Linked DNA regions of Mus musculus: region 2 is linked to region 1. Evidence: chromatin loops called from intact Hi-C (ENCODE). Cell type or tissue: heart. All regions are shown on one strand. Each heading gives the region's core, and the rest is flanking DNA. Links, peaks and the distances in the headings are about the cores only. Region 1 overlaps Nr5a2 (nuclear receptor subfamily 5, group A, member 2). Region 2 overlaps Nr5a2 (nuclear receptor subfamily 5, group A, member 2).

Region 1 (2,922 bases), core at 234-2,733:
AGAGGATTTTAAGCCTAAAGAGATTTTGTTTTCTGTGTTCAAGACAGGGTCTCATCATGTAACCTTGGCTGTCCTGGAACTCTGTAGACCAGGCTAGCCTTTAAAAGCCAGAGATCTGCCTGCCTGTGCATTTGTAAATTATCAAGCTAGAATAAAAAAAAAAAACAGACCAACAGACAAACAAACAAACAAACAAAAAACTGGGAGAACAAGAAAGGCTGGCCAGCATATCTAGCAAACTGACATCTGGCCAATGAGAAAAGAAACCTCGTGATCACTATTTCAAACAACAGTGAAACTGTTGGTGGGTTCCAAATTCCCACTTCCTAGCGTATAGCTCTTCTACTACATGTAGTGTAGCGGCCAATAGTGCCTTTGGCTAGTGTATAAATGACTTTTTTTTTAATGTCCCTTAAAATAATTTTTCTGTGGTGCAGAAACTACAAGCATTCAAACAATTGCAGCCCAAGACGATAGGTAGGAATACATGCTCAATGTTCTTCCTTAGTTTTTATAAAGTTATTTTTCTGACAGATATGCCTGAAACTCATTAGGGATTCCCTGTGGCAAGGTGTATCTAATTTGAGAGTCTCTTTGTTATATCAATTCAGTGCACATTTTAAATGCCTTTGTAGGTAAATATCTAAATCTTGCAGACAAACACATTTGTCTTGGACAGTAAATCACTGGATGTGCCTGCCTGTGTGACTCTACTGAGCGCCCACACCTGAGCGCAGGAAGAGTGTCAACTTCATGCTGGACTGTTTTAATAAAATGTTAAGCGAGGAATCATTTAATGGAAACTGTGCCTACCAAATGAAATACTAAAATGTCCAATCCAAAATAGAGAATCTGAGGAAATGTCAATTCTTATCAGACTTCTCCAGGAAAAAAAGGAAGGCATTTAGTATTTTCAGTAAAACTCTCGAAATAGTCCTTTAAAAAAAACGAAGAACTTCAGTGTAAGTTATTTAAGACTTTTTTTTTTTAAATCCACCAATGTCTTCTGATCTATGATTTAAACAAATATGGTTAGACTCCAGCAGAAAAAAAAAAAAAAAAGAGCCCGGGCATGAATCACTGCTTACATTCTTTTCCACCCACAAACAATTTCATTTGGGAAAGCTGCCACATAGTATCGACAGTGACAACAAATGGCATTGTCCCTTGAACATCTGTTTCCGACTCCCACACTGATACTGCGGCAGGAGCAGGGCACTTCGGACTTAGTTGGTCTCTACAAATCGCTGAGCCACAAAGGAACTGGAAATGGCTGGTCCGACGAGGTTTTATTATTGGAACACAGGAAAACTTTATCATCACGCTGGGAAGTTCTGTATCTTTTGAAATATTGGAACGGGGGTTATGTTAGCACATTAAACCATGCGGAAGACTACTTCTGAAGAGAAGGGAGAGGAAAAAAAATGTTTCTTGTCTATTATGTCCTTGGATTGAGGTCCCCATTCAATCTTCATAAAACGTTCTCGTCCAAGCTCAACTTAAATTGGCGTGCTGTTTAGTGACTACACTTTAGTGTTTTGCAAAAATATGAGAAGATGGAATAAATACCAAAGAATTTCTAAGCCAATACGATATATAAACACTGTTGTTTCTTAACAAGGGGGAAAAATGAAACTAGATCTTCTTAGAGGCTCTTTTATTATTTACCCCCCAAATTTATACTGCCATGCTTACATTTTCTAGAAAGGTGGCAATAAAGGTTTACAAAGACTCATGACCACAAACAATACCCTCTACTCAGCCCAAAGCAGGAGGGCAAAGATCTGCTGGGGCTTTGGTAGTAGCAGCAGCAGTAGCAGCAGCATTAGGTGGTGATTCTGGGCTAGCCTGTTATTAGCTACCTCCAGGAGGCACCTTGCTATAGTAGTGCATCTTTTCCCAGGGCGGTCGGTATTCAATCAATTGTTAAGAAAAATACACTGGATTTCCAACTTATTCACAATGGAAATTCTACTGAACACACACTTCAAGGTAATCTGCAGCTAGAACTTTGTCTCTTTTCTTGGCTAAAAATGGGTTTTCTCTCTCACTTTTTTTTTTTTGGTTTTTCGAGACAGGGTTTCTCTGTGTAGTCCTGGCTGTTCTGGAACTCACTCTGTAGACCAGGCTGGCCTTGAACTCAGAAATTCACCTGCCTGCCTCCCAAGTGCTGGGATTAAAGACGTGCGCCAGCACGCACCACCTTTTTTTTTTTTAAAATGGGTTCTCATCTTAATGGAGATATTAAACCAGGTATGCAATTGACATCTGATACCTCCATACACATTTTTAAATGTTTCATTCTACCAAGACATGTTGGAGCAAATTCCATTTTCCTCTTTGGCATGGTTCTCAACAGACACCCAAAAGTGCTGTAGCCAGGCACTAGTGATGCGTGCCATTATTCTCAGAGCTTAGGAGGTAGGGTCTGGTGGATTCTCTGTAAGTTCATGGCCAGCCTGGTCTACAGGTTCAGTTCTAGGACAACGCCAGGGCTACACAGAGAAATCTTTTCAAAAAACAAAACAAAACAAAACAAGGATAGCCCTGTCAATAGAGTGAGTTCCAGGACAGCCAGGGTTATACGAACAAAGACCTGCCTCAAAAACAAAAGAAACCTAGGCTCACGGCCAACCAACCAACCAAACATCAAAACCAAAAACTTATACCCACTGGGCTATCCAAGCCAGAAGAGTGGCGCTGATCCTCCGAGCCCACATCAATGCTGACTCTGGTTACAACCCACCTATAATTCAGCACTCAGAAGGCAGCGCTCTGGAGACCTTGAACAAGCTGGCTAGAGAGGCCAGCTAAAAGGTGAGCTCTAAGTTCAGCTGAAAGACCAACCCTGCCACAATGAATTACAGGGGAAACGGTCTCCCGATGTCAACCTCCCTCAGGCCTTCACAAGCATGTGCAGAC
Region 2 (2,922 bases), core at 323-2,822, 49 kb before region 1:
TAGCATAGCAATTGCATGTTTTACCTGGTATGCACGAGGCCTTTGCCTGGACTCTACCAGTGTGTGTGTGTTTGTATATGCTAAAATTGTATGAATCTCTTAGCTAACAAACACATAGTAAATTTGTTAATACTTAATATAATCTAGTGTCTTGCATGTAGTCTTTCATATTTAGGTGGGTAGGTGTGTGTGTGTGTGCGTGCGTGTACATGCCATGTGGAAGTCAGAGAACAACTTATAAGAATTTTTCTCCCCATCATGTGCGTCTCGGGGTTTGAACTTATGTCATCAGGCTTGGTAGCAAGCATCATCACTAGGTGATGCCAGCTCAGTTACTCCAATAATTTTTTTATAAGTAAACTACAGTTAGATTTGGAAATGAATCTCTGGTAACAATAGAAAATTTATTTTATTTATTACTATTGTTGTTGTTTATCTAGTACAACTCTCCTATAAATTTATCTCTTTTGAAGGTGAAGACTCTTGGGTGCCTAATGTTTGAACAAAGAGCAAAGAAGCCATCCCTGCTGCAGTGTGAGACTAGTTCTTCCAGATGCCTTTGCTATCTGAAACAGCGAAGCTCTCAGAAGCTACAGTGAGAACTTATGTGGACCCCCTATTTTTCAGAAGCATCTGAAAATTCACTCTTTCTGTATACTCTTGGTTTATGTGTCAGAATACAAGGTTAAGATATTCCTGTAACTTAGTATACAGGAAAGTGGACCATCGGCTTTAGGCTCCCTGGAGACGCTCCTGAAATAAGGACACCATACACTGCATATTCTGGTTTAGTTCTGGGCACTACTAACAAAACCTTTCCCCTTTAGTTGATTCAGGGGAACAACATTTAGGAGTAACTGTTAGGACATCGAATGGTGGAGAGTTCTTGGCAGATCATTTATATTCAGATTTCTGGGCTCTACCCATTGACACGTTGCCTATTTCGTGGCCCCAGGCAAAGCTCCAGGAATCGGGGCTTCTCATGAAACCTGGGAAGGCCAGCATGGGCAGCTCCTGGACAATGGTCTGAGGTACTATCACGCTAGCTGTGGCAAAAGGAACTTCTCAGGGCCTGGGCATAGGAAAAGGTGTGGTGTGTCTAGAAGACAGAACAGAAACCAACTGCACGACTTGGCAGAAGTTCCTCGGATTGTTGGGTTGGGTAGGTGTGCTGAGAAGAGAGCAGAGCAGCCTCTCTGTGAGTTTGGAAAGACAAACTGGAGTCAGTTTCACAGATCGAATAGGAAGATGGCTCACCGTTGGGGTGGGAAATGGCATGGCATAGAGCTGACAGAGGCCTGTAAGAACACAAATCATCTGTCCTCCAAGAGAATGTGAGTTCAGCTCCTGGTGGCTTTGAATCACATACAAATCCAGGTGCATGGGGAGCCTAAGGCTATCCTCCACGGGTACTGCATTCAGATGCACAGACTCCCAAAAGACACACACGGTTAAAAAAAAAAAAAACATGTAGAACTATTATTCAATAACAGTAAGCCTACCACAAAAATGCATTAAAATGATCAGAATGATGGAAGTGAATAAAACCTGACACTTGACAAACATACTGTATTACACAAGCCAAACTTCCAAAAATTAACTAAATAGCACATTACAAAAGGAGTCTCTGTGACATGTGGCTCATAATTTACATTCCGGAAATGAAAGCATGGCCAAACTGATATTTGCTTAGAAATTGAAAGCCCACTGCTTGAGAAACCACAAATTTTTAAAGGCCCAAGAGCAGAATAGAGATATGAGATATTTGGAGGTGAATACGGGCCCACGAGAAAGGGCCACTCGGGCTCTGGCAAAGACGCTTGTGGGAGTGGCGCCCCCTAGAGTTCTGAAAGGTAACAAGCATGCCCTTCTAGACTCCCTGACCGCCATTGTCTCTGCAGTTAACAATTATAGTTGTGCCAAGAGGCAACTTTCAAACCCCAATTCTTTCCATAAAAATATAACAGATCAAGAAGTGTTCAACTCAAGAATCTATCTAGAGTGCGAATAAATTAATAAAGAAGGGGATCTACTGAAATTGAAGGCAAAAAATAGCTGCATATCTTCAAAGTCAATGTATTTTCTTTGCTTTCTATACAAACAAAAACCATACTAATTTCTGAGAGTTCATAATTATTCTTATAAGAGGTACAAATATATTACATTGTTGACCAGATGTGAAAATATTTGTACCTCTTATGAAAATATGATGGTTTATGTTCTAGGCTTCTGTCAGCTCTTGTGAAAATAAGTTTTGCACTGTTTTAACTCCAAACTAAACTACAGAAAAGCGATTTCAGGTATCAAGGGAATCAGGTGGCCAATTATACATTAATTCACTTAAAAATATTCAGTGTAGAAGATGTCAAGAAAAGGCACTGCAGTGTAAAAACAAACTATATAGGAAGTCGCTAGAAAAGTGTGGCCAACAGATGTCTGTGGAGAAGTGACACAGCTTCCCCGAAGGCTGTCAACGAAATCCTGCCCACTGAAGAGAAACCACCCTCACAAACGACAGAATTTCAGGTCCGTGAAGTAAATCACGTTCCCCAAATCAATTCCTAAACACAAAGCAATTTCAACCAAAATCCCACCTTAGCTGTCTGTGGAAGAATAGCCCAAACCTGCAACTTCTGTGGGACGGGGAAAGCCAATGATTGAGACCAATTAGCCAGTCTTCAAGATTCATTCTAAGGAGCTGGGCACACTGGTGCACACTTTAAATCACAGCACAGAGGAACTAGAACCAGATGGGTCTCTGGGAGCTTGAGTCCAGCCTGGACTACAGAGTGAGATCTGGACAGCTAAAGCTAGATAGAGAGAAACAGAAAGGTTCCTGTAAGAAGGATGAAAACACATGGAACTTTGCTTTGAAATTACCAAAGGGGGCAGTGACATAAGATATAAAATTCAGAAAGAGAT

Evidence for each region. Peaks named below come from ENCODE experiments on the same cell type or tissue, not always from the same donor. Only the 100,000 strongest peaks of a DNase experiment are listed, where the experiment ranks them.
Region 2: a loop joins it to region 1, with 1.9 times the contacts of the local background. A loop is called at or near these places in 2 of 42 quality-filtered maps.

Annotation. Positions count from the first base shown.
Region 1 is chr1:136,914,433-136,917,354 of GRCm38, forward strand. The region is part of intron 6 of Nr5a2 (nuclear receptor subfamily 5, group A, member 2); the gene reads right to left. Among named protein-coding and RNA genes, the nearest start is that of Nr5a2, 45 kb to the right of the region's middle. In heart, for the core only: no CTCF peak of the experiment used is centred there; a DNase peak (open chromatin) is centred at 1,199.
Region 2 is chr1:136,865,063-136,867,984 of GRCm38, forward strand. All of the region lies in intron 8 of Nr5a2 (nuclear receptor subfamily 5, group A, member 2), which reads right to left. Among named protein-coding and RNA genes, the nearest start is that of Nr5a2, 94 kb to the right of the region's middle. In heart, for the core only: a CTCF peak has its summit at 1,845 (motif pointing left); no DNase peak of the experiment used is centred there.